Linked DNA regions of Homo sapiens: regions 1, 2, 4, 5, 6 and 7 are each linked to region 3. A link is a loop called in an ENCODE intact Hi-C map of the cell type or tissue named here. Cell type or tissue: IMR-90. All regions are shown on one strand. Region 1 has its middle 19 kb from the start of MIR4430. Region 2 overlaps LTBP1 (latent transforming growth factor beta binding protein 1). Region 3 overlaps LTBP1 (latent transforming growth factor beta binding protein 1). Region 4 overlaps LTBP1 (latent transforming growth factor beta binding protein 1). Region 5 overlaps TTC27 (tetratricopeptide repeat domain 27). Region 6 overlaps LTBP1 (latent transforming growth factor beta binding protein 1). Region 7 overlaps FAM98A (family with sequence similarity 98 member A).

Region 1 (4,000 bases), 300 kb after region 3:
CAATACATAGACATCTAATAGAATTATATGAAGGACCTTAAGTAATAACAGTTTTAAAAATTGTCTTTAAAATTAATGTTTTGAAAGCATGGCATACACAGTATAATATTTGAAAGGGAAAAAAATATGTATGTCACAAATTAAACTGTCCCTTCATTCCAGACATACACTCCCACCTTGAAGAATCAACCATATTTAAGTGTCTATAGGATATGACAACTTATAGTAAAACTGAGACCATAGGAAATTAAAGAAAATGTTGACTATGGTGCACAGACCAAAGCTGAATTATTTGAGGCCAAATTTTTAGTTTGTTTGTTGGTATTCATTTGAAAGAAGCACACATGCACTCATATACCTAAGGCTGCTTTCTGAAATCAAATACATTTCCTGCCTTCTTCTTTCCTCAGTACTCTTACCACCAGCCTATTTATAGCCCAGGAAAGGAAAAAGCTCCACTGGAGGCAGGAAAACTAAGTTCGGAAAGAATAGGAGGAAGTCTGCCTGCCATTTAGCCAAACAACCTTTAATTCATTGAGCTCAAAGCTTAGCAGCTTCAATGTTGTTGTTAGGCATAAACAGCTTGCAAATTTCAATTTTTTTTCTCTCCTCACTTTTGAACTAGATTTGGGCAATGGAGGTGATGACAGCATTTTAGAAGACAGAACAGGAATTCTAGGTGTTTAGGCACGTTGAAGAGAAACTTGCTAGAGGTGATGAAGTGGAAAGAAAAAGACAATTCACTATAGGGATCAACATTATTGCAGTTCTGCAAAGGTAAGTGTCATTTAAAAATCTGTCTGTTGTTGCGTCTTAATGCACTTCATGAACTATGGATATTAGCCACAGACAATGGATATGATTTGAGGTCCGATCCTCATGTAACTTTTCAATATGCTTTGCTCATATCTCTGAAGAAATGTAGAAATCAACCTTGGTTATGACATCTTCAGGTTTTTACAATAAATATTTTAAAAAGTTGTTTCTTGACAATAACTTTACAAACTTTCTTCAGTTTCATTATTATCAGGGGTTTAGATAGTATAAATAATTTCATTGATGATCACCTTTAAAAATATATTTTTGATATTTGTCTGCTTGTCTGCCCTTTTCAAATTGCTGATTAATAATCCACCTATAATTTATTTGATGAATAATAGTTTAGAATACTTTTAATAAATAGGCCTTCAAGCAGAAATGGACAATTGTATAAAAGTTATATATAAAATTTAAATTTTGTATAAAATTAAGCAAAGATAACAAATTTTAATACAGGTTTTTTGTCTTGAACATTCATTTTTCAGAAAATGGAGAATCTTCTAGAACCACAAAAAACAGCACTGAATAGTTTCCAGTGATAGAAAGTGTTCATAGTAGTTATGTAGATTTAAATTATTATTTCCAAACATTCGTTCATTATGTTTTGAGTACCTTGAAAAATGTCACTGGGTTTGGAAATGGTAAGGTTGAAAGGAAATGGATTAAATCCAAGAACAGTTGATGTTGCCCACAAAAACTTGGAAAGCTACTAGGGACATTCCAAATTCTTTTAACATTCTTTGCCATTAAACAAGCACATTTGTTTAAATGATGCACCATATTTGCATCCGCTGCTGATAATAACCACATTTGTGTCTTGGAGTAACTTGATTAATGTTACCACAATGACTAACAGAGGAATACGGTTCTGGTGGATTATTGAAAAGGAAGAGCAGAAGGAAATGTGTGGCTGTTATTTCTTTTGCCCTATCCCTGTTTGAGATTGGGATGTTTAGAATCTGTCCCAAGAAGATAGCAAAGCTGGAAGCCAGAAAAGCAGAACCAGCTAGAACCGGCACAGGAGGCCAGGACTCGGCTCAGGCTCAGTGTGGATCCCACTGGCCGTCTTCTTTCCTGGGAGAATTTAAGGGTTATTTTTTACTGATTAGAAAATTATAATTCCATGGAAACTGTTAGAAAGTATAATATGTTTGAATAGAAAGATCATGATTTCTTAGCTGAACTTAAGTGGTTAAAAAAAAAAAGAGAGGGAAATGAAATTAATCTGAATAAATATGATAGATCTGAAGAAACAAACAAACAAACCCTCAGCATTTATTTTCAGGACATTCCAGTGCTGCAAAGTCAGTTCTGAGTCCACTTTAGATCTTCCACAGAGTGGACTCTAAGGTGACTTAATTAATTGCCACGCCACATGGCTCTAATTACAGCAATGTTGCTTACAGCAATTCTGATTTCTGATCATGTTGAACTCATTTCCCTTAGAGTTTCAAAACAACGTTCACATTTGACACATTCACATGTTTACATTATGAGAATGAAAATGTTTTAACTGTATGTAAGGTTTAAGAAAGATAAAATTATGAGTTAGATGTATTATTTCAAGAATATATTTTTTCACTTGTAAAAGGCTCATTGCTGGTCATTGGTTTCCAGATGACCATAGATTTATAAATGTATTCATGGGGCCAGGCGTGGTGGCTCACGCCTGTAATCCCAGCACTTTGGGAGACCGAGGCGGGTGGATCACCTGAGGTTGGGAGTTTGAGATCAGCCTAGCTAACAGGGTGAAACCCCGTCTCTACTAAATATACAAAATTAGCTGGGCGTGGTGGCACATGCCTGTAATCCTTGCTACTTGGGAGGCTGAGGCAGAAGAATCGCTTGAACCCAGGAGGTGGAGGTTGCAGTGAGCCGGGATCGCGCCACTGCCCTCCAGCCTGGGCAATGGAGTGAGACTCCATCGCCAAAAAAAAAAAAAAAAAATTGTATTCATGAAATGCCAGGTATTTAAAATACAGTTCTTAGAAATTGCTTAATAGTTCTACGGTAGTTCTACAGATTGTTTTATGTATCTACAAGTTGCTGAGAACATTTTAAGTTAGAGTTAGCTAATTTTGAAAAAAATTATCAATTTTTTAGCTTTTTAATTAATTACATAGAAATGTATTGCCTTATTTCCAGAGTAACTCCTACAATCACCATGTGTTTACAGTTTACATAATAATAGAGCCAACCCTGGCCTTCACATTTAAATACAAGTAAAATCAGGTTACTGAAGAGACCATATGAAGCAGCAAGAAATTTAGATGTCACCAAATACAATGTACAACTTGGGGGATGTGTTGAAGAGGGATGTGGGAGAAGCATGCCAAGGTCTTCTTCTTCAGACTGGAAACTACACCCACCTGCCATCTGGCCTGACGCTGGGTGGGGTAGAGGGGTATTGCACGATGATTCTTGTGTATTTACAGGCACCTTAAATTCAGACAATTGGCTTTTGGAGACTTTTCTCCTACTGTCTCATCCTGTATTACAGGTCTACAAGCAGCACCACACCATGAACACCTATTTATTAAGTTTTCTAACTTACAATATAATCTCTATCCTTGAAAAACTCAATGTTAAGTTGAAAAAAGGGAAGTATACAGGACACAAAGCATCCTGTATGTGGAGCCAAATTAATGACGTAGATAATGAGTGCCACCTAAGGAAGACCTGATCCAGACGGGCTTCATGGAGGCCTGAGGCTGAGTTGGGTCTTGGTAAGCGGGAGGAGAGCTGATGGATGAGGGAGATGAGGACATCTATGATAAGAATGGAGCTGTGAGCATGAGCAGAGACAGGAATGGCCTTCCTGCGCCCAAGGAATAGGGCTGTCAGATGAAATACAGGATGCCCAGTTCAATGTGAATTTCAGATAAACAACAAACACTTTTTTAGTCTAAGTGTGCCCTACTGCATGACTGTGTATGAGACTTAGTGCATGGGACCTACTTATACGAAAATAGTATTTGCTGTTTATCAGAAACTCACACTTAGCTGGGGGCCCTGTATTCTGATTTCCCAAATCTGGCAACTCTTCAAGGGAACTGAGAGTCAGCCAGCTTGACAGCAGCAGAGGGAATGAGCCTATGGAGCAGGAAAGAAGTGCCTGGAGGAGGCTGGGTTCAGAAGGTGGTGGGACTTTAATGGTGAACTAAGGAGTCAAGAATTTAAA
Region 2 (4,000 bases), 110 kb before region 3:
ATGTTTATCTCCCAGTTGCCGTGTGGGTCCATTTTTGGTGAATGAGCTTGTTTTCTATTTATGGGAACAAGGTTTTTTTTTTCTTAGTGTTAGGAAGTAAGTGCTATTCTGAACAAAATGAGAACTCAGAGAAGAAAGATTACCCCGTTCTCTGAGTTGCATTACAAGCAGCCACTCAGCTGCACCGGGTCCTTAAACAAATTGTCTCCTCTTAATGAGCTATTCTGTATGGATAATAAGATGCAGAATGTACTGCAACTATCACTTGTCATTTGTCTAGGAAGGTAAAATACAGGAAGTTCCCAACTTAAAAATGGGCTTGACGTAGCAGTTCATTTGTAAGTCACTTGCTTGGAATTTAGAATGCTTCTTCCCTCTGCAGAGACAGCTTCCATATGGTGATTAGTATCCAGTCAGCCCACAGAAGTTATTCAGTCTGTTGCTATAGATGAAATTATCCTTATTTTTACTTCCCCTTCGAATAGACCACCTACTGTTTCTTCTGAGTGTGGTCTTTTTCTTTTCTCCTATTCCCTCCTCAATCCTCTTTTTTTTTTTTTTTTCTGTTTTTCTTCATTATTCTCTAATTTCTTCTTGTCTCATAATACTTCAGTTCTATTGTGGTAGCTAGATTTAGGGACTAGTTTGAAATGCTACTTTGCTGTTGGAAAACACATTCTGCAGCCCTCAACAAGAAGCAAAGGTAAGATAGGTATAGCTAATACTTAGTAAGGGCTTACTATGTGCCAGGTACTCTTTTAAACACTTATTGTGTATTGTTCACTTACAGCTCACAAGGATCCTGTAAGGAAGGTAACATTATTAAACCCATTTTACAGATGAGAAGACTGAGGTACAGAGTGGTTAAATAGTTTGTTCAAGGTCCCACAGTTACTAAGTGACAGTATTACAATTTAAACAGAGGCAGTCACGTTTCAGCATCCATGCCCTGAAGGAAGGAGTTGGCAAAAATTTTCTGTAAAGGGACAGATAGTAAATATTTTTAGCTTTGTGGGACATACGGTTTCTGTTGCATCTACTCAGTTCTGCCATGGTAGCACAAAAGCAGCCATAGACAGTGTATGAATTAATGAGTGTGACTGTGTTCTAATAAAACTTTATGGACATTGAAATTTGAATTTCATATAAATTTCACAGGTCATGAAGTATTATTCTTTTTTAAATTTTTTTCTCAACCATTAAAAAACATAAAAGTTATCCTTAACTTCTGGGCCATAGGAAAGCAGGCTGTGGGCTGGATTTGGCCCATGAACTGTAGTTTGCTAACTTTTTCTCTAAAGGATAGTAGTGCTTTTTTTGTGTGTGCCAGAACATGAATATAACTGTGTGTCCTTGGAACGGTATAAAGCTTTGATTATATCATAGCTAGACATCTCCCTTCCAACATTGTTTTGGATATTAAAAACAAAAAACAATTCTGTGTTGAACTATGCTTTGGCGATCAAGAGTCAGATTACTGTGAATTGCAATTAGTTTTTTCTAGCATTATGACTTACATAAACTGTAAAGTAATTTACAAGCAACATTATTCATCTTCAATATCACCATCCACTGTTAGAATTTGACCCTCTATGATGTATATATATGGATTGTTAGTAAGAACCGTATGTCGGATGTCAGATAAAGGAACAGTCTATTTTTTTTCCTTCCTTTTGGTAGCCGCGGTGTACTTTAGACAAGAATGTTGTGAGTCAAAGAGGAGGCTAAGGTTTCAGCTCTGACTCAGCTTTGGTAAAATAAAGTCATTAGGCAGTTTGCTTTGGAGACTTCATCTGCTGAATGAAGATGCTTTTTTATGGTAGCATTGTTATAGGCATGTATATATGGGTGTGCCTACTGGTGCACTTTTAAGTAAAGAGAAGAGATGAGAAGAGATGGCCTTGGGTGCCATCAATCCTGATATTAATAAACTATATAGTTTGCCCCATTATCTAGTCCCTGCAGAGAAGATTAAGATGTACAAGATCCAGTCCTGCTCTTAAGGAGATTTTGAAATGACAAATGAGCTATACAAAGGAAACTATACAAAGCTATAGAATTAGCCCTTTGATTAATTTAGGTTATGACATAATCACAGTGAGTCATGTTTAATCAAATGGCCAAGGAATCACATGTGATAGGCCCACTTTGGCTACTTTTGAGAAATGTTACAATCCTTAAGTTATCTTTCAGATTGCCTATTTTAGGATATTTCAGGTTTTGTGTTTAACCAGTAAAGGAGGAGATTGATTAAGCCTCCTTAAAGTATTCAACTATATACATAAATATGTCTAACATGCCAAAATGTTTAGTGTTACGTTCATTGTGTGTCACATGAAGTGCTATCATCTTGATCACTTATTCAACAAGTTTTTATGGAGCATATTTTATGTATGAGGGCACAGTTCAGGGAGCTAAGGATAGATAACACTAGGCAACTACATAAAATGTCTGCTTTCTTGGAACTTACAGTTTAGAGAGGGAGAGACAGTTGATAAATGACATAATTAAAATACACATTAGATATTCATAAGTGCTGTGGAGAAAATAAAACTGCATTAGCAGATAGGACATGCTGGGTTGGTGTGTGGTGGGGAAGAGTGAGGGGTGTGGCAGTTTTAAATAGGCTGCCAGGGAAGACCCTACTGAGAGGCATTTAAGCAAAGGCCTGCGATAAGTGCATGAACCCTGCAGATATGTAGGGGTGAGGCAGAGGCTTTGAGGCAGGAGTGTGCCTGAGATGTTTGAGGAACAGCTAGTTTGGTAAAATTGTAGTGTTAAAAGCACATATTTTAGGCAGGTGGGGATTAGATGAATTGGTTTTACCTTTGGCTGAATTGGTTTTAGGCAACTTGATTTAGAACCAAATACAAATAAAGTTCCTTAGGAAATCAAAGGAAAGAGCAGTTGTTTCCAGATTTTGGAGTGTTAGTGCAGTGGAGTCCAGGGATGGCTCCTTAGAGAAGGTGTCTGTGAAAAGATGGTTGGATTCAGATACATACAACTGGAGGAGAAGGGTGTATCCAGGGGAGGCAATGATGTGAGGCTAGGTAGCCTGGCATATTAGTTTTCTTTGGCTGTGTAACAAATCACCCCAAAACTTAGCAACCTAAAATAACATGCATTTATTGACTGACAGTCTGTGTCAGGAATCCAGGGGCTGCAGCCAAGCAGTCAGCAGGGGTGGCAGTCATCTGAAGGCTCGACTGGGGCTGGGGAATCCACTGCCAAGATGGCTCACTTTCATGGCTGTTGGCAGGAGGCCTTAGCCCTGGCACTGGCTGTTGGCAGAAAGCTTCACTTCCTCTCTATGTGGACCTCTCTGTAGAGCAGCCTGAGTGTCCTCACAATGTGGCCATAAGCTTCTCCCAGAGTGAGTGATCCTAGATTAGGGAGAGCGAGGAGAAGGCCACAGTGCCTTTATGGTCTTGGTCTTAAGGATGCCACACCCTCACGCTTACCTTATTGTACTGATTAGTAGTGAGTTGCTAAGTCTAGTCCTCACTCAGAGGGGGTAGAAGTATGCTGCACTGCTTAAATGGAGAAATATCAAAGAATTCGTGGACATATTTAAAAATAACCATATTTAGGATATGATTTAATTAGAACTTGATAAATATGAAGATTAACGGTAATATAAGGTAATATAAAGCTCTAAAGGTTGCTTGAAAACCAAGCTACTGACTAAGATTTCAACAAAACAATTCCAAAAAGACACAAAATAGAGAAAAAAGTAATGGAAGGACGCCTCGTAGCTTAAACAAGGCTTAAGAAACACATTAACCAATCACAGTATTTTGATTATGTTTCTATCCTGTTTCAAACAAACTGCTAATAAAAGAAAAAGATAACAATGACGATTTATAGAACAATCATGAACATGCTAACATTGGTAATTTGATGATATAAATGAATGATTGTTGATTTTGGGAGCTGTGATGATGGCATTGTAGTTATGTTCATAAGGAGGAGAATCATGTTAAAGTATTTACAGATGAAA
Region 3 (4,000 bases):
CTGGTGCTACAAGTTAATGCCAGAGAAGACAAAATAGTTGGCACACGGATTCTAATTTCATGATTGTACCAGGAGCCAGAAAAAGGAGGAGTTTATATTCTTTTGAAGTGGGAAAATGTTGTCTCTTTTTTTCTTGGGTTTCACACACTTGAACACACAAAGTATCCTCAAGATATTTGTAAGCATTTTCCGACAACTTAGATTATAAGCTGATTTGTTTGTGCTACTGTGAAAAAGCAAATCAAACTAGGTGAATTTTCTCTGCTGGTGAAATCAGGATTCTGTTGTTTTTTTTGAATTTCTAAGGTAGACTCCCAGATAACTTTAAAATGTCCTGTAAGCATTTAAAGGAGGGGTTACTGAAGTGTTTAAGTAAAGTTTGATTGGAACACAGCCATGCCCACTCATTTACATATTGTTTTTGACAGGCTGCTTTCCAGCTAAGCGGGTCCACAGAGTTGAATAGGAATAGAGTCCTTTTCGCCTACAATCCTAATATAGTTACAATTTGGCCCTTTGTAGAAAAAGTTTGCTAGCCCTCGATTTAAAGTATTGACTGATAGTAGCATCCTATTGGATGTCATTTTGCAAGGTGCCAGAAGGTCTGCTTGGCCACTAGGACATCTTGCCATTTCAGACAACATGTCTTGATCCTCCAGGGTTAGAACCACCGGTGAAGGAGAAACTGTCCTGGAAAACCATTTGAAAAGAATGGAGGGCTTTCTCCTCCAGAGGAATAATTTTTCTTCTTCTAAGTGAGATGACCAACCCAGCTGATGGGTTCAAGTCCTAATTTTAGCTTTCTTTGATTAAGTGGCATTTATCTCAAAGATAACTTATTTGAAGGGCTGTCATGTGGAAGAGGCATTAGATTGTGAGGCCATGGGGAACCAAATTAGGATTAATGTGTGCAAGTTACTGTGAGGCCAGATTTCAGCTCAATAAAAAATAGTACTTGCTGGGAACTGCCATAACTATCATGTGCTTTTGTGGGTAATGAGCTGCCCGTCACTAGAGATTTTCAAGTAAAGGTTACACGACCACTTGATACGTGGAATGCAAACAGTGGATGAGAGATGGTTGCGTTAGAAAACCTCTGGGGCCCCATTCCAACCCTGAAATTGGAATGGCTTCTTTGGTTAAAGTTCTTTGTTTCCAAGCTCAGCTTATGACCACAGTTTTAATTTGTTGAGGGTCTTATAGAGGCATCTTGGGATGATTTTCTGAAAATATAATATTAGCCAAACCAAAGCAGTATAAAGAGAGACAAGCTTTTCTGGTGGGCAAAGATGGTATAAAAAAGGCTGGCCCAGAGCCTCTCTCCCCTTTGGCCACTCCAGTCATGGAGTGGCGTCAGAAGGGCACTGCTTCTTGACGGCCTTAAAGCCTGACAGATGACTGGCTGTCTTCAGCTACTGCTACCATCTTTGCTTTCTGCCTAGTCTCCTGGAAAGAGGAAGGACCTGGCTAGGGGCCTATCGCAGATGTAGCAATCAAAACAGTGTGTGTCTTGCAATTTGCCAGAGAGTTCAGGTTGCGATCCAGCAGTGAAGGGCAGGTCTGGGTGAAGCAGAACTGCACAGAGACAGTGCAGTTCTGCCGTCATAGCACAAAAGCAGCCATAGACAGTACAGAAATGAATGAGGGTGGCTGTGTTCCAGTAAAGCTTTATTTACAAAAGCAGGCAGCAAGCTGGATTGGGTCCCTGAACTGTAGCTTGCTGACCTCTGATAGAGACGTTGAAAGTTAGAAGTGTGTAGAAAATGCCAGTTTCAATTCTCTCAAGTTTTGGAAAAACTGAACTGAACTGGACTGAAATGGCATGTCCGGAGTCACACCGTGGTTGAGCTGGGATTGTAAACCAGGATATACTTTTAGTCTAGGGCTTATTTTGTGATACCACATAGCCTCGGCTGTGTGGTCAGGTGATAGCATTTCGTTTTTAAGAGAAGGCCACGCTAATGAAAGAAAGCTCCATCCCCAGTGGCTACTCCAGGTGGTCTATGAATAGAGACAGTGAGAGCCCAAGGGTGTTATTTTTAGGGAGGCAACCATTTATCCCTGTGACCTGGCTTACCCCTTTAAAGATGGGCCCCGTTCACAGGAAAACAAAATATATGTTGCCTAAATTCTTATGGAGAAATAGTGCCCTGGAGTTGTGAAAAAGAAATGGGCTCCCGCAGCTGCGTCACAGCATTTGATCACTTCAGCCGAGAGTGCCAGGAGATTTGAGACAGATGTTTTCAGACATGCCGCATGCCTAAAACATTTCCAGGGGTCGGGCTGCAAATAGTGACTTAATAAGTGGAGAAACAGGGAAAGTATGCAAGTTGAGGACACAAGAGTTTATTCACCGCTAGGTGCACGGCCAACCCCTTTGCATTACATCTGCCTGTCAGGGTTGGCTCTTTAATCTGTCGTGCCCTCGGTATTGCTCTTTGTCTGCCCGTGAATAAAGTGCAGCATTGTGGTTAGTAATCCCACTCCAGTGACTCGACTTCAAATGTGGTTTTGGAGTGCATCCCAGAGTTCTGTTTGCTAAGCTTCCTACTCCTGTTTCAGAGACACCACTGAATACAGAGCAGCGAGCACTGAAGGCTTCCCTCTTTCCTTAAACCTGTCGGGTTGTGGGCTCTCTCTTTTCCCCTCTTGCTCCTTTCTTTTCTTTTTTTCTGTTTTTTTAAACCTTCCAAGGCAAGTTCATGGATACTAAGCTGATGTGTTTGTTGTTCTTTTTCTCCCTGCCTCCGCTCCTAGTGAGTAACCACACTGGCCGCATCAAGGTGGTCTTTACTCCGAGCATCTGTAAAGTGACCTGCACCAAGGGCAGCTGTCAGAACAGCTGTGAGAAGGGGAACACCACCACTCTCATTAGTGAGAATGGTCATGCTGCCGACACCCTGACGGCCACGAACTTCCGAGTGGGTGAGTTCCTCCACGGTCCCTAACTGTCCTTACTGAGTCGAGTTTTATGAGATTGTAGCATTTAGACACCCCCTCCATTCACACTGCTGTCTGCTTCAATGGGTGTCTGTCTATGAGTACGAGTATGTTTCTTTCATGGGATCTTTTAAATTGCTTTTGGAATAATTTTTAACCTGATTCTTGGTTTCTTAGGGGAATGGCAACTAGAATATTTTCCCTTATTGCTTAGCATTTACACAGCCATGTGGTAATGGGAATATATATAGTAGAAGAGAAGAGAGTAGGTTTTAGATTTAGACCCTAAGGCATGACTTGTGCTGATAAGCTTCAAATTTTATCAGCCCAGTGATAAGTGGAATTTGTCTTAGATTTGACTCATGTAATAAATTTTGGAAGGTGGTGATGAAATTTGAAGTTTTTACTTCAAAAATAGCCAAGCTCTAAAACAAAACTCCGAGGATTGTCAAAAACCTGTACTTGGTTGTAGAAAAGGATACAGAGTTGCATCTTTTGCCACGTTTCTGCTCCGTCTCACAAGACTGAATATAAATTGATATATAACGTGGATTTGGGGAAGACAGACTGGTAGATTACTCTCAGTACTCCTTTTTTACGTGGATTTGGGGAAGACAGACTGGTAGATTACTCTCAGTACTCCTTTAAGTTAATTTAAATATGAAGTAGTAGTTGCTGTCTGCAAGAAAGCCTTGTTGGTTCATTTTGAATTTTTGTTTTTTACTTTTTTGCAAATGGAGAAAGGATTGTGGTCCACGGAATGCTGTCATGTTGCCATGTTGTCATGCAATACAGTATTTTTGTCGCAGAAAAATGTCTTTTATTATTTTTTGACCAATTATGGTTTGCCATGTGTACTCAAATAATCGCAGACACCCACGTTACTTTCTGAGTTACTCACAAGAATAACCCAAATGTCAGACAGATAATAACACTGGCTAGATCTGGTCTTTTTATGGAATATTGCTGTTTAGTCTTGGAAGTGTGTGTCTGGGGGGGTGGTAGGAGAAGGGGTGTCTGTGTCAAACTGATTTACATCAAGACAAAATAAAGGGACAGC
Region 4 (4,000 bases), 77 kb after region 3:
GCACTTAAATGAGTATTAGCAAGTAGTCTGTCCTTACAATTTTATGGGTTGATGCAACTAACATCCAGAGAGGTAGATCAGTTTGCAGTTGAGTTTGTGTGGGAGGTGGGGAGTAAAACTGAAGATTTTAGTGTCTAGTCCAGTCTTGCTACTATTTTTTTTTTTTTTTTTTTTGAGATGGAGTCTCGCTCTGTCTCCCAGGCTGGAGTGCAGTGGCGCGATCTCGGCTGACTGCAAGCTCCGCCTCCCAGGTTCAAGCAATTCTCCTGCCTCAGCCTCCCAAGTAGCTGGGATTACAGGCGCCCGCCACCAAGCTTGGCTATTTTTTTGTGTGTGTTTTTAGTAGAGACTGGGTTTCACCATGTTGGCCAGGCTGGTTTCGAACTCCTGACCTCAAGTGACCCGCCTGCCTTGGCCTCCCAAAGTGCTGGGATTACAGGTGTGAGCCACCGCACCTGGCCAGTCTTTCTACTATTGCACCCTGACTCTTAGGCCATTTCTTCTAGGGATGGAGGATTCACAAGAAACCATTGCTATCTAAACCTGAAAGGACAGCTATATTCTCTGGGACCTGACTTAGTTAGAGAGTCGCATGCTGTGTGGTGTTTTGTGATTGGGCCATGGATCCTTGAGGGGAAGGAGCACAGTGAGCTCCATTGCTGTTGCTTCATGGTCTTGGTTCTCTGGCACCAAAACATAGCACCATGACAAGTACGATCGTGATGTCCCCAAAGTGAAATCATCTGCCGCTTGAACGTCAATATTTACAAGTTGAATTATTGGAATTCCATGATACCATGTTGTGCTTCTTAAGCAGAGTTAAAATGAAATCTATACAATGACATGCCCTCCACAGCATTAATTCACTGAGTATTTCTTTACTAGCCAGAGCACTTTTGAGAAAACCTGAATATTTTTAGCAAGGTCTTAAGAATATCTTTTTCTTTTATTTCTATATCTAACTTACGTGTTTATTTTATACATCTCTTATCTGTAGGCTGAATCTGGGATATTGTATATCGAATAACTACTAGATTAATTGCTCTTTTGTTAAATAAGCCCAGGTTTTTAAAGGAGGAGCCTGGGGGAAGAGATCTAATACAAGCCCAGTGGGGCTTGGCCATATGGCTGTCTCACATACAGTCCGTCTCACATGTGTTGTCTCAGTCCACTCAAGAGCTCCATGAAAAACGGATGTCTCTAGTGCCATTTTATAGAAGACAAAATAGGCAGAGAGACGTTGAGAGTTTTGCCTATAGTCATGGAGGTGGTAATTGGTAAAGTGAAGATGTGAATGTTTTTCTATTTTCAAAAGCTGCCCTCTTGCCATTTACCCAGTTGTGGGTCATCCTTACATTGCTTTTCACTGAGTTCAAGGGGAATGTGGTTGTGCAGAAAAGTCTGTTTCCTGTTCATAATGTGCTAATGCTGCAAGGCAAGTAGATATCTGGGAGTTTGCTTTGTGTTCAGAAGTCTTTTTGCTGTGGCTGGACAGCATTTGTTGAGATAAGATATTATTCGTGCTGAACTTAACTCCTTTCTGCTGTTTGTTTGAGAAAAAGTACAGTCAATGGGCCTCCAATCATCTAATTTCAAATTTTTGTCCTCTTGTTATTCCTGATTATGTTTATCTCCAGTATAGTTTCTTCCTTTTCCTCCCTGTGAATGATATACTTTGTCCTGGTAATTCTTTTTTACATTTCAGGGGAAGTACTAGATATAGAACACTTTACCTTTATAAAAACATTATCTCTTTCTCCTTTTCCTCCTCTTCATCCTCATCAGTCTTTCTGTACTTACCATTGTTTCAAAGATGCTAATTATTTAATTGGAAGCAATATAAACTTTTTTGCTTTGAGAAAAGGAACTATGATGCTTCTTTTCCCCTGTTTCCTGGTTGATTTTTATATCCAACTGTACATCTAATCTCAAATTTGGAAAACCCTCCATGGTTTAGCTCCACATCTTCTCTGACTCTGCACACCCACTCTTTGTTCCTTCGTATTGACCTGCCTTCCCCTGTCTTTACCCTCCTCCGTTGCCACTGGCTTTTCTCCCAGCTGGTGGTTGGTGTTATGCTTAGCTAGAGCTGTTCCATCTCTTTGGAATCTCTCTCCCCAGTAGAGCCATTGAGTCACTTCCTTGTTTCAGTTCTTGCCTAAACACAGTCCTACTTACTCTTGCAAGAGTTACAATGAATCAGACTTCTGTTTTATTTCATGTTTTCCCTCAGTGCAGTCTCTACAAGTATTTTTTGAAACCTGTATCACTTTAACGTTTTGGGTTCTCTCCTTTGGCTCTAAAAGATGTTCTCTACTGAAACTTAAAATATTTTATACTTTATTATATAATAGTCCTTCATAGCATAATAAAATGAGTTATATACATGTAATGAAGACAATTAATAAGAGTATTTCAGTTTATCATTTTTTAGTGTTTTAAATAGTAAGATTAAGTAGTAGGTTCCTGACATGTGGCTATCTTTATGGAGTGGCCCTTTTAATAGTTAAATATCTGAAGACTTTTAATAAATGTGTCCTGAGAGTTTATCAAATGGCTAGTACTTTAATGCTGGTTATAGGTTTTACCCACACCAGGCACCAGTTGAGGAGGATGATTGGGGCCTGGAGTCCAGCCCATGCTCTGCTCATCCAACTCCATGTCCTGATGCAGGTCACATCCTACAGCTGCCCTTTTCTAATCCCCACACAGGGGTTGATGGAGTCCCAGTATCTGGGATTGGACAAGCATCATTTAATCTCACAATCCTTTGGGGTTGGGATTACTGGCTCAGAGAGGTTGGATGATTTGCTGAACTTCTCACTGCTAGTAAGAAGTTTCTGGGATTTCAATCCAAGTCTAATGACTCCAGTCCAGCACTCTTTTCTTACCACCACTGCTGGATCCTCCTTCCCCAGGACTCTGCACAGTGCAGCAAACACTCTTGGAATGAGGGTACGTTGTAGGCACTATAGGTACCAGCGATTTTAATACGTGAAAATTAAATCTTATAAAACCTTATGAAACCATATTCCACCATCTATCACAATCTCTTCAAATCATCATTCAGCCTCTGAAGCAACTCCAGTGGGGAGTTTTTAATTGACAAAAATTGTAATCCTTGGTTACCAGATAAGTTTTGAACTATCTTTCCTCTCACATTGATAGGCAGATGTAAAAGTGTCTATGATCACAGCCCAACTTTGAATATCAGGGAAGTGCTACAGTATTACCTCAAAAATGAGATTAAAGTCTGAAGATATGTGTTCCCAGTCAGGCCAAGATTTAGATACATACATTACCCTGCAATCTGTAATTTTTGATGACTAGCTTCAAAATTAAAGGTTTTTTTCACTATTGCTTATAATAATTTTGTGTTGTAAATGTAGTAACATGGATATTTGTGGAATAATTGTAATGATTCTTGAACAGCCTTACCTTCTGCATCACAGTGTTCATACAGATGTGCACATAGGAAGGGTTGAAAAGTTATTTTCATGCACTCAGTGTTCCAGGAATCATGACCAGTGCACTGCTGAATCAAGGCTGGGAGTAGCTTTGTTTGTTTTTCTTCCTTTTGCCTTATTTGTATAAGTGCTGTAGTTAGAGGCCCAGGCAGCATGAGCAACTCTAGAGATGTGGAAATGAGGGAGGAGGAGATAAGACAAAAGGAGGTGGTTAGGAGGCCGTCTGCCTAGACGCAGTCCTATTATAGATGTGAGAGCAGCAGAAACACTTGAGTTTTGCTGTGGTGTGTAGTAACTTGTATTTCCTAGATGGGATAATGTAACCTATCAGTATGTAGTGACCACAGAACCTTAGACCTTGCAGAAATCGTAAAGGTCATCTGCTTCATATCCTGGGCATCCCTGAGAGATGGGTTTCCATGGTCAGCTCCTAGTGAAGTCAGCATCTTCCACTGTTAAGGAGCATTAACTGTTGAAAAGATCTTCTGCTTAATGAGGTTGAATCCACTCTTTCTATGATTTGTAGCCTTTAG
Region 5 (4,000 bases), 360 kb before region 3:
TGTTGGAACTCACATTCCAATAGGGAGGATAGGATGAACATATGTGAATAATATGTACGGAAAAAAGACATTCTTTCCTTTTTATTTTTCCCTTCTAATATTGGTAAGCAGTACAGAATGAAAGTCTTAAGGTGTAACTTGCATAACTGCCAAGAAATGTGAGTACTGTGATAACATCTGGGCTGTAGGTGTGACTGATGCATAGTGGGGAGGCCGAAAGCTTTGCTACCATAGACCTGATTCTGAATTCTGGTAATCCCGAGGAAGATAACAAAGGCAAATCTCTTCATCTTTCTGAGCTTTTAAATAATGGAGTTTATAATCTCTACCTGGATTTGCTGCTGAGAAAATTAGAGCCAGTATATGTTAGGTGTCTAACATATTTCCTGGCCCATAGTAAGTTCGCAATAATAGATGTTACGTAGTCGTTCTTTTCTTTTCTGCCTGTTGCACTGTAGAAAAACCATTGTTGCCCCATTATCTGTAGCCTAAAATTAGGGAGATATATCTAACAGGAGAATCTCACATGCAGATGACATATAAACACCTGTGTTACTTTGCATTGTGAATTATTTGAAAAGACTCAGCAAATATAAAGACCAGTGGTAACCAAATCTAGCACAAGAATTAAGAGAAGGGCATTCAGTAATTAATAACCTCTAGTAAAAGAAAAAGTATGTATAAAATTTAGTTGATCCTTTAGTTTAAGGGAAGACACTGAAATAGAAGAAATTATTCCTTTGGAGAGATCAGGAAGCTGGTAGGTTAAGATTTATATTTCCTCATGGAAGGAGAACTTAGAATTTAGTAAATGAGAAACTTGGCTATGAAGGAGTTGGCAGTGCACATGAGGAAAAAAATGAGCATCAAGCATCACTTTAGGAAAAGCTACTATCAGACACCATTGATGTCACTCTTGGATTTCACTTCGGTCATTTCCTGTTTAATGATACCACATTCAACAACTCATCTGTGTTTGGGGTCACAGAAATCAGGCAGGGGTACAGAAAGAGTGGAGAGTGTGGTATGGCTTTAGGATTAGATTATTCTACATTAACCTTTATTATATGTGACAGAAAAATTCAAAACAGTTGATCATATGAGGGAAATTAGCCAAAAGTTTGAATACTGATTATCAATGATGTGGAAACTTTCAAGAGGAAGGGAGTTTGAGTAGTAGGTTCATAAGTGGTACCCATTGCAGATGTGTCTTAAATACCCTTGTAAAAATTAACTTTTTAATTATAAAAGTTATCTATGCCAGTTGTCTAGTGGTGCTTAGTTTTTGCTAGCCCTCAGGGTAGCAAACTTTAATTTTTATTTTAATTATTAAGGTTTAATAAGTATTACAGTCACTGTCTTCAGCACACATATTTCACACTTGGGTTGAGGAACCATTGTGTGGCTTTAAGCCAGTTATTTCCTTTGTAAGCATCATTTTCCTCTAGATCTCTTTTGAACTGATTTCTAAGGTCTCTAATTGAATTGATTCCCTTCCAGTTCTTCAAACCTGCTAATTCTAAATACCGGACGATCCCTGACTTACAATAGTTCCACTTAATAACTTTTTGACTTTATGATGGTGCAAAAATGATACATTTTCAGTAGAAACTATGCTTAGAGTAACCATACATCTATTCTGTTGATAACTTTCAGTATAGTAGTCAATAAATTCCATGAGACACTCCACACTTTTTAAAAAATAAAATCGGCTTTGTGCTACATGATTTTCTCTATCTGTAGTCTAATGTAAGTGTTCTGAGCATGTTTAAGGTATGCTAGGTGAAGCTATTAGGTTCAGCAGATCAAGTGAATTTAATGTATTTTTGACTTAACAATATTTTCAATTTATGATGGATTTATCAGAACATAACCCTATAAGTTGAAGTGCTTCTATATTCCATTCTATTGTCAATGTCCTTATTTTGCCACTAGATGGCAATTGTGTACCTTCGAACCCAGTCCCCTCTGGGTTTTCAGAATCTGGGGCATCTGGAGAACTCAGGAATTTTAGCCTAGTCCACCCCTGCTTATTTCACACTTGGGGAACTGAGACTCATAGGTTAAGTGACATAGCCAGGGTCGTAACAGTTACTCAGAGCCACTTGAATCCCAGTCGTCTTTCTCCTCTATCACACTCTAGGGGACTTTGTGAGGGAAATTCAAAGAAACCATGCTCTCAACCTTTTGAGTTCTTTGTGAATTATTTTTAAAATAATTTAAAGCCATTGGTTAAGTACAGGTATTATCACATTCAAAATAAACAGTTGGCCTGCTTTTGTGTTTCTCTATTGGCTCCCTGAGACAGAAACGCTAGACAGTCAGCTTTGAAAGGTTATTGGCTGCATACAGCCAGCTTGCCTTCACGATTTGCCCTGGAAATAAGCTCTGCAGAAATCTCAACCAGGGCCTCTCTATCAGGTGATTATCTCCCTCCATTCTTGCCCCATCCTGTGGCCACCCATTTTTCTATGTTTTCTTTTGTCCACCTGACTAGCCCAATCAAGAGAGCGTTTGTGGGGGAAGAGATATGCTCCTGGTTCTTAAAGAATTATCTTTTGGGTTTTCCCAGCACATGTTAACTGCCCTGTTTCCCCCTCTCTCTTTATTGGTGACAAGGATGGTATTGCCATAAATCATGGCTTGTGTATAGGCAGAATGGTGTTGTCGGAGGCAGAGAGGACGTGGTCTTTGGAGTCACACTGACTGTGTCGAACCTCTCCTCTGTCTGTGACTGACTCTGACTCTTTGTCGCCTCTCTTAGGAGAGTGAGATTGACCACCTTGCAGGGTGGGTGTGAGGAACGCATGAGTAATGTGTGGAAAGCTCATGGTGTCAGTGCTTGGCACACATAGCAGATGCTCATTAAGAGCTAATTATTTTGGTTGTTATTGTAAAGAGAGGAACAGGAGTAACTATAATATATGAAAGAAGCTCAAGGGAGGATCTCAGCCAAAGGAGCTAGTTTTTTATTGGAGAAAGAAGGGAAGGATGCAAGGTATTCCAGGGCCTATGTCAGTGTTTTAGAGAAATAGTGTAACTGTGTTAATAATGGTAGCCACTAGCCATGTGTGACAATGGACACTTGAAATGTGACTAGTTGAAATTGATCCATGCTGTGTTGAATTCACATCAAATTTCACAAATTTGTGTTGAATTCACATCTTTGAATTCACATCAAAGACTTGGTGTGAAAAAGTGGATATAAAATGTCTCAATAACTTTGTATAGTAATAATATATTGAAGGAATCGCATATTGGATATGTAGAGTTAAATAAAATGTTATTAAAATAAATTTCACCCTTCCTTTTACTTTTTTTTTTTTTTTTGAGACAGAGTCTCATTTTTTAGCCCAGGCCAGAGTGCAGTGGCGTGATTGTGGCTCACTGCAACCTCCACCTCCCGGTTCAAGTGATTCTCCCACCTCAGTCTCCCGAGTAGCTGGGATTACAGACGCATGCCTGCTCATTTCTTTTGTATCTTTAGTAGAGACAGGGTTTTACCATTTTGGCCAGGCTGGTCTTGAACTCCTGACCTCAAGTGATCTGCCCACCTCAGCCTCCCAAAGTGCAGGGATTACAGGCATGGACCACCTTCCTTTGACTTTTTGAAATGTAGAAAATATAATGAGGCTACTAGCATGATACTTTTATGTGATAGCACTGGACGAGAAGATAGAGATTTTTGTACCCAAACATATACAACTATGTTCTGAGGAATCGAGAGAGGTTTTTTTTGAAGCTTCTTTTGATTTTGTTTTTCTTTTATGATGTTCTGTTCTTAAGAGTATGACTATTCTGAACTGAGATGCCAGTCACTATTGGTAATAGCAGTTTAAGTAATAGTTTAAAAAGAAAAAAGTAAAAGAGGCACCAAATATTGTCTGTAGTCCCCCAAATTCTGAAGACCTCAAAAAAGAAAAGCCATTGGATGATTTCAAAGAACACCACTGTGTGCAAAGCTCATTTCCCTTCTTGTTGTCAGTAGATAAAACCTAGC
Region 6 (4,000 bases), 64 kb before region 3:
ATTTTTAGATTCACAGCCAAAATGAAGGGAAATAGATATATAGTCCATATACTCCCTGCCCCCAAATGTGCACAGCTTCTTCCATTATCTATTACCACTCCCACACCAGAGGGGTAATTTGTTATAAATGATGAACCTGCATTGACTCATCATCATCGTCCAGAGTCCATAGTTTATATTGCTGACTCTTGATGTTGTACATTCTGTGGGTTTGGAAAAATGAATAATGGCATGTATCTGCCATTACAGCATCCTACAGAGTATTTTCACTGCTCTAAAAATCCTCTATGCTCCACCTATTCATTCTTCCTTCTCCCCTAATCCTTGGCAACCACTGATCTTTTTATTATTTTGATAATATTTGCAGTTGATTTTGATGATAAGGAATACTAACTTTGAGTCCCAATTAAGCAAATTGTCCTCCCTCTACCAAAAGAATATCATTCTTCACATTAGGAGGCTTATATACAAATAATTATACTTTGTTATTAATATTATGTTTTGAATTTTGTCAATGAAAAATGTGTGTGAAATTGTTTTCTCTCATTAAGTACCCTCTATGATACCCTCAATATTGCCTTTTGGCCCACAACTAAAATATATACTATATGGGTCTTTATGGAAAAAGTTTGCTAACCCCTGATTCATATCAATGTTTAACTATTCTAACCATTTAGATCAGAGAATGAATGTTTTTGTGCCTCAATAAATGTCAGTTTCAAAAACCAACAGCAGTAAAGGAAATTTTGTTTGGGGCTCAGGATATTTTGCTCCGGAAGTTAAGCTTACTTAAAGTTTACTCTTGTTCTGAAATTGTGTTAAGTTGTCTGGGAGAGGGTTGAGCACAATACATGACTGTTGATTCCTCTCTGTGTACTTGTTAGGTATCCCTGGTACCCTGAGATGATGGCCCCACTCAAAGCCAGACTTCCGAGAGCCTGGACTGGGGAGAAAGATGCCCCTGGCTCTGTGCACTGATGCCTCCCTCCCCGCCCCACTCCATTCATACCCACACCCTCTCCCTCTAGTCTGCACCTCTTCCTCCTGTGCATGGGAATATCTAGTCCCTCAGTTCCCAAATTTCTGCAGATGAAGCACCCATTCTTGTCATTCCCACTTATGATCCATTTTGATCTAGAAGGTAGTGTTGTCTCCTAGGAGGGCAACAAGCAAGTCTGAGCTGCCTGCCCCAGAGTTTTTGCTGTTTGCTAAGGCATCTCTGGGGTGAACAGAGGGCAGGTCAATGTTACCTGCTGACCTTGAAACCCTTGGTGTGTGTGCAGCACAGCCTGGAAGTTGTCAGTCAAGATTATTCTCAAGCCTCATAGACTCAGGTTCCTAGTACAGACATCTGCATCCAGACCAGTTATCTGCTCACAAAACAAAGTTGAAGAGAACAAGAATGAACATCATGCAGTTTTGATTTTTGCCTCTTCATTCTCCCTTTCCCCCATTTTCATCCACAAATGCTTACTGTCTTCACCATTTTGTGCAATATTAATTTCTCTGGGTTATTTATAGGGAGTGGGTGGGCACAGTGCTTATGACTTAGAATGGAAGACGGTATTCCCCGAAGAGCTCTCAACAGCTCACAGTCTGAGGGAGACCCTGTGGGTACTTGGTCTGTTGATCCTGTTGAAAAGTGAGCATAGCATGTGGGAAAGTGACTCATGGATGTGACTTCACCATTGCCCTCCTTTTAAACTTCTTACAGTGAAAGCATAACCCAGTTCTGACAAAGGTTTTCAGCCAGGGCTGGGCCTGCCTTTGACTCAGCGATGTGTCACATTCTCTCTGCCGGAAACTCTCATTCTTAACACCAGTCATCATGGTCCTGGCAACACACTTTTTGGAGAGGTGTTGGTATTTGGTGGATTTATTTTCTTTTCCAGCTGCCCACAAAAAAACAAACTCAGAAATATCTATTTGTTTTTCCTTTGAAAAGTTTGTTGGAATAGTGTGTCATTTCTCCATCTGGAGCCGTTGTTGCTTTGCCAAGGATAGTTTGCTTAGGGCCATGGCAAGGTGACGGTGGCCCTAAGTGAAGGGTAAAATAACTGGGGCGGCATGCCCGTCTGGGATGGCGAAACCTCTGAGCTGCTGTCAGGCGGTGGGTGGCTAGCCATGGCTGGTGGCCACAGGCCATCACTTCAACTGTGGCTGGGATTTGCTTAAAGAAGTCCTTTAAGTTTCTTAAGTAATGTCTGCCCAGTCACTCACCTAAGCGGATACCTCTTTACTGTTCGGTGATTTTGTGCCAAGAGAATGCCTAGACTTGCCAGCCCACATTGGAAACTTCCCAGAAGCCCAAGGGCCACACCTAATTTACAAGAACTGGAACCCCTATTCCATTCTTTGCTGCTTACAGCTTATGGGAGAGGCATGTTCTAACGGGCTTCTTTCCTTCTAATTTGTAGATCCTGTGCAGGCAGCTCCTTGAAGGCAGGGCTGTGCCTTTCTTGTATGTTTTCTTAGAGTGTTGAGCTCAGAGGAGACCCCAGTAGAGAAGGCACTGTGGCGTGGGGGAGTAACACCTGTTTAGTAGTCAGGGGAATAGGGTCAAAACTCCACGTTGGCCACGGGCTATGAGATCTTGGCCCAGTCAGTTCATTTCTCTGGGCATTTCCTCATCATCCAATTGCTGGGCTGAGTGATTCTCTAAAGCAGTGGTTCTCACCCTTGCTAGATGTATGAGAAACACCTGTGGACTTTTTATTCTTTAATCATACATGATCTGGCCACAGCCACTCATAGTGGGTTCAGCAAGTCTGGGTGGAGCTTGCAGAGTAAAGATTTTTCCAGAGTTCTTTATGGCCAGGGTTGAGGGCCACTATGTGCAGTCCCTGACTAGATAAGCAATGGGAACAAAGAGTGAGTCGTTCAGGCCACTTCCAAGCTTACTCACGTGGCTTTGGGTAGGTCTTGGTTCCTCATGGCTTTTGGCGGAAGGCCTCATTCATACCTCACTACCTGGGCCTCTCCATAGGACAGCTAGCTTGCCTTCCTCACAGTGAATGAGAATGTGGACAAAGTAGAAGCTACAGTCTTTTTGTAAACGCAATCTCAGAAGTGATGTCCCATCATGTTTGTCATATTTTATTCATTAGAAATGAGTCCCTTGATCTGCCTTATACTCTAGGGGAGAGGATTCTGCAAGAATCTGGACTACCAGGCAGTGGGATCATTGGGTGCCATCTTAGAGGCTGCCTTGCACAGCATCTAGGAGGTGGCTGCAGAATGGATTTTGGAGCAGGAACAGGGGGAAGGGAAGCAGGGAATCAGAAGGGTGTGGTCCACAAGCTAATGGAAGGAGGATAGAATTCAAGTATAGGCTAGGTTATGATGTCGTAACAAGTCATAATCTGAGGGGCTTGAAATAACAAAGATTTATTTCTTCCTCATGCAGATAGTAGTTACAGGCTGTTTTGGGCTTTGTGCCATATCATCACACGTGGGACATGTTCATCACGGGTCGTCTGGGGATTCTTCTTTATGTCATTTTCACTGTGGGACCTAAGCTGACAAAGCAGCTTGAATGTGGAAAAACTCCAACTGTGCTTCCCCCACTATACTCTCACAAAGCAAATCTGACACCGGATGTGTGGGGATTTCTGCCCACCAGCAAGCAAGCAGTCAGTTCTGCAGTGCACACCAACTGAATGTCCTTTAATTGAATTCTGACACTGTCTACCTGGAGACAGCATCGGATCCCACAGGTTCAGGGCTCAGTCCCACGAGACTGCCCCCGTTTCAGATACCAGTTGCAAGTCTGAGCCTCTGGAACTTCTGACCAACCAGTGTCAAGTTGGGGTTCCCATGATCTGCTGTTTGGGTTTGACTAATTTGCTAGAGCGGCTCACAGAACTCATGGAAACACAGGTTTACCAGTTTATTATAAAGGATATTGCAAAGGATACAGACGAAGAGGTGCTTAGGGAGAGGTTTAGGGGAAGGGGCGCAGATCTTCCATGTCCTCCCGGGATGCACCACCCTCCAGGCA
Region 7 (4,000 bases), 450 kb after region 3:
TCATTTTTTTATTTAGGTAAAATACAAATAAATACCTAAATTTTATTTAGGTAACCCTCTCTGTTAAAAAACAAATGGATCAAATGCTATCCAAATTACCTAAAGTGGGAGGCGGGGGTATGATTAAATAATATAAACATATTTAAAAACTATTTTCAAAAGGATGTAATATAGGTAGACAAAGTATCCAGAAAGATACAATGGGCACAACCTAAAAATATTTAAGTCTAAGGATGGAGGTAATCTGGGCACTGGGAAATCAATTAAGTATATATAGAAATGATTCAAATGCCTTCCCTCAGCAAGAATTTGCCTATTCTATGTCTACCACAGTTGGACACTAGATTAGTTTGGATCTACAGCAAGAAATAAAAATGATAGTGGTATATCTTTAATAGTTTTCATAGAGAATACTGACATCCTATTCTAGTTCCTAGTAGTAGGAGGAAACAGAACATTAACTAAAGGTACTGTCTGTCTCACTGTATCCGTTTTAAGAGATAACAGTTTAAGATATCATGTTAAAAATTCTCTCCTAATATTTTTCGCTTGTTTCTCCAAGAAATTCTCATATGCCCTATATTCCAGTAAATCATTATTTACAAGTTAAGGTTAAGAATGCATATAAGATCAAAAGATACTCTCTATACAAAACCTAAGAACTTTAATATAACAATAAAACTAACTGGTGGTTTGAAATATCCTGTTTCTAGAGAACTTGATCTATGTTCAAGAGAAAAAACTCAATTCTTTTATGGTTTCAGAATGGGGAGAGGCGGGGGAGGAACAGCAAACGCTGGTAAGGTTCCAGAGAAAAGGGAACACTTATACACTGTTGGTGGGAGTGCAAATTAGTTCAACCATTGTGGAAATCAGTATGGCGATTCTTCAAAGAGCTAAAAGCAGAACTACCATTCGGCCCAGCAATCCCATTACTGGGTATACATCCAGAGGAATATAAATCACTCTACCATAAAGACACATGCACGCATATATTCACTGCAGCACTATTCACAATAGGAAAGACACGGAATCAACCTAAATGCCCATCAATGACCAACTGGATAAAGAAAATGTGGTACATGTACACACCATAAAATACCATATAGCCATAAAAAAGAATGAGATCCTGTCTTTTGCAGGAACAAGGCTGGAACTGGAGGCCATTATCCTTAGCAAACTGACACAGGAACAGAAAACCAAATACCACATATTCTCACTTATAAGTGGGAGCTAAATGATGAAGACGCATGAACACAAAAGAGGGAAACAACAGATAGGGGTCTACTTGAGGGTGGAGGGTGGGAGGAACTAGAGGAACAGAAAAGATAACCTTCGGGTGTTGGGCTTAATACCTGGATGATGAAATAGTCTGTACAACAAACCGCTGTGACACAAGTTTACCTGTATAACAAACCTTCACATGTACCCCTGAACATAGAAGTTTTTTAAAAAATAATAATGTTGGGGGAAAATCTAGTTTGAAGCAGGAGCTGCAGATTTCAGAACTATCAGGGCGAAATGTATCATTTGTGTTCTTACATCCTTATATTCGAAAAAGCAATCTATTAACCGTAAAGATAAATCAAAATATTTTTCAAAAGAATGAAACCTGTATTCATTAGCTATATTGTGGAGTCTGAGGCTACAAAACAGATCAAAGCAAATACTAAATATAAATACATCCTAAGATATGATACATTTAAAATATGAAACCTTGACAATTTTAATAGGAAATCCTATATAAACATAATTACTTAACAGTTTAAAGAAACCAACACAACATTCAAGACAACTTAAAACCTTAACTTACTTTAATGATAAAACACTTGAAATTGTCTTCAAATTTGAACATTTTAAAATAATTGTAAATGTTAGCTGAAAAATAAACAGGTAAAGTTAAAAGGATCAATGTGGGTTTTCAAAGATGGTTTTAGTATTAGAAGAATGTGCTTATCTCAGTAGCAAGTAGATTATTTTAAATGGCATGACATGAGTTGATTCTTTAAAAAAGCCCAATTTAGTAGAAAGGAAATACAATTTCTCTTTTGATAAACATATTTATATTTTCAGTTACTTCCTTTTTTAAAAAAAGTCCCCCAATCTTAGGAAGAATGGAGAAGCAAATAACAAAAAAACCCTAAAAACATTTTTGCCTAGTATGTGTAGCAACAGCTACACCCAGTGGCCAGAGATGAGTGGTGACGGTTTCTAGCTATATTATTATAAAAGGAAAACCTGGAAAGAGCCATTTTTCCATTTATTTAAGGTTTTAGGATAAAAGTCACCTTTCACTAAAATTAGGTTTTAAGGAAATACTCAAGAATCTTTGGGAACAAAAGCCTTAGCTCATCAGCTTGACGCAAGAGTCCAGAATAATTCAGTAGCTAAAATAAAACTCAAACCAAAGAGAGAACTTAACAGATACTTTATTGCTCACCTTTCACACAAAGCACACCTCCAGCCATTTTCTTTCACAGCTTGACAATGTTTACATGTACAAAAACCCAGCAAGAAGCATCATGTCATGTAGATTTCAGTAAGGGAGAATGTAAAACATCAACTCAGCCAGGCTTTTGTTTTCTGCAGCAATAATAAAGGGCCTCCTGCACTTAGCAAAAATCTGTCTTAACTTTGTAGTGCATTTCTTCCATTACAAAAAAAGTTACCTGCTTAAAGCAAACTAACTTGTATTTGCTGAGCCAGTGGTATTAACTCATGCATAAAACAAATTTCGGTTTGCTATTTCTTCTAGCAAATTTCAAGTAAAAATAAGGTTGAAGGAGGAATTTGTTTTGGATGGATGCAGGTCAGTTTGAATTGCTATACTTAACTAAATGCCTACATGTACTATAGCTTCACAACTTAGTTTGCTTTTATAATCTTTATGGATTTTGGCCGTGTTCAAGGTTTTCAGAGTTGAGCATATGATACAGTATTCCATCAACAAAATAAGGCTACTGAATGTGCTATCTGCAAAAGAGCTCATTTAATAGGAACTGACCTAAAAGTTCCATCATGAAGCACACGTGGCATAAAAGTCAACCGGGGGGCAGAACTGTGCTTGGAAAATAGGCATTGGAATACTTTAAGCAAAACACATATAAATGGTTATTCATATGAGGAAGGTTTCCTAGTAGTAAATCTAAAAAAGTCTAGGTGAATCCTCATTTTCAAAACTGCATATTGAAAACATGAAAACTACTTATTCAAGTAATTTCTTCAAAAAAGTTTGCATGTTCTGACTGTGGAATTAGTCTACTGGGCAATTAAAGGCAATTTTAACCACCTTTTAAAAAATTTTTCATAGAAAGGAGAGATGTTATGTGTTTCTCAAATAAACGGCATTATGTAAGTCCAATAAAAAAATCTAACAGAATTGAATGAAGACCTACAAATGCTTATGCCAAGCAGGAATCTGCCTGCCACCTGTGGTCTCACATTAATTCAAAATAGGTGCTGAATTCAGGATTCTGAAACTAAGTTTCTATTACTTGAGCTCTAGCAAAATGTAAGGTTCGGTAGCCTCAACTAGTGTAATGTCTTCCCTGTCCAAATCCAGAATGATTATACTGATAACCTCCATGCTGGAAATGCTGTTCAAATTGACCCCCTTGGTGATAATTCTGGCTCCCTCTTCCTCCCCAGCCTCCTCCCTGGCCTGCACGACCACCTCGGCCTCCACGACCACCTCGCCCACCACGACCACCACCACGATCACCATGGTGCCCGCCATCTTGGTATCTATTGTCCTGCTGGTAGCCACCACCCTGGTATCCACTTCCTGTATATGAAGAAGATGTTTGGAAGCCACCATAACCTCCGCCTTGATAGCCACCACTGCTGTGGCCACCATGATAGCCACCTGGCTGGAAACCTGAATCTCGATAACCACCATCTTGGTAGCCACCTCCTCCACCACTCCCTCCATCTGTCCAGCCTCCTTGATGCTTATTTCCTCTTCCTCCCCCTCGGCCACCATGGTCATAGCCACCACGTC

Evidence for each region. Hi-C counts contacts between places; a loop is a spot of excess contacts. Peaks named below come from ENCODE experiments on the same cell type or tissue, not always from the same donor. Only the 100,000 strongest peaks of a DNase experiment are listed, where the experiment ranks them.
Region 1: a loop joins it to region 3, with 2.0 times the contacts of the local background. A loop is called at or near these places in 4 of 110 quality-filtered maps.
Region 2: it touches region 3 in a loop (2.5-fold over the local background); 8 of 110 quality-filtered maps call a loop at or near these places.
Region 4: a loop joins it to region 3, with 5 times the contacts of the local background. A loop is called at or near these places in 17 of 110 quality-filtered maps.
Region 5: it touches region 3 in a loop (7-fold over the local background); 2 of 110 quality-filtered maps call a loop at or near these places.
Region 6: a loop joins it to region 3, with 7 times the contacts of the local background. A loop is called at or near these places in 13 of 110 quality-filtered maps.
Region 7: a loop joins it to region 3, with 4 times the contacts of the local background. A loop is called at or near these places in 3 of 110 quality-filtered maps.

Annotation. Positions count from the first base shown.
Region 1 is chr2:33,435,815-33,439,814 of GRCh38, forward strand. It overlaps a transcript of RASGRP3 not described here. Among named protein-coding and RNA genes, the nearest start is that of MIR4430, 19 kb to the left of the region's middle. In IMR-90, no CTCF peak of the experiment used is centred here; a DNase peak (open chromatin) is centred at 1,617; H3K27ac peaks cover 417 bases.
Region 2 is chr2:33,021,719-33,025,718 of GRCh38, forward strand. The region is part of intron 3 of LTBP1 (latent transforming growth factor beta binding protein 1); the gene reads left to right. Among named protein-coding and RNA genes, the nearest start is that of LTBP1, 77 kb to the left of the region's middle. In IMR-90, no CTCF peak of the experiment used is centred here; DNase peaks (open chromatin) are centred at 343 and 1,713; H3K4me3 peaks cover 229 bases; H3K27ac peaks cover 2,360 bases.
Region 3 is chr2:33,132,036-33,136,035 of GRCh38, forward strand. It overlaps LTBP1 (latent transforming growth factor beta binding protein 1), which reads left to right. Exons shown (of 34, transcript NM_206943.4): 5 at 2,758-2,925. Among named protein-coding and RNA genes, the nearest start is that of LTBP1, 190 kb to the left of the region's middle. In IMR-90, a CTCF peak has its summit at 2,347; DNase peaks (open chromatin) are centred at 1,566 and 2,366; H3K4me3 peaks cover 2,384 bases; H3K27ac peaks cover 3,000 bases.
Region 4 is chr2:33,208,712-33,212,711 of GRCh38, forward strand. The region is part of intron 7 of LTBP1 (latent transforming growth factor beta binding protein 1); the gene reads left to right. Among named protein-coding and RNA genes, the nearest start is that of MIR4430, 210 kb to the right of the region's middle. In IMR-90, no CTCF peak of the experiment used is centred here; DNase peaks (open chromatin) are centred at 2,110 and 3,610; H3K27ac peaks cover 3,264 bases.
Region 5 is chr2:32,770,870-32,774,869 of GRCh38, forward strand. All of the region lies in intron 13 of TTC27 (tetratricopeptide repeat domain 27), which reads left to right. Among named protein-coding and RNA genes, the nearest start is that of LINC00486, 53 kb to the right of the region's middle. In IMR-90, a CTCF peak has its summit at 1,942 (motif pointing right); a DNase peak (open chromatin) is centred at 1,972.
Region 6 is chr2:33,068,295-33,072,294 of GRCh38, forward strand. All of the region lies in intron 3 of LTBP1 (latent transforming growth factor beta binding protein 1), which reads left to right. Among named protein-coding and RNA genes, the nearest start is that of LTBP1, 120 kb to the left of the region's middle. RefSeq lists an enhancer at 1,346-2,545 and a silencer at 1,488-1,782. In IMR-90, no CTCF peak of the experiment used is centred here; DNase peaks (open chromatin) are centred at 167 and 1,737; H3K27ac peaks cover 1,250 bases.
Region 7 is chr2:33,581,249-33,585,248 of GRCh38, forward strand. FAM98A (family with sequence similarity 98 member A) reads right to left here. Exons shown (of 8, transcript NM_015475.5): 8 at 2,412-4,000. The coding sequence ends at 3,528. Among named protein-coding and RNA genes, the nearest start is that of RASGRP3-AS1, 14 kb to the left of the region's middle. RefSeq lists an enhancer at 2,201-3,020. In IMR-90, a CTCF peak has its summit at 2,180 (motif pointing left); no DNase peak of the experiment used is centred here.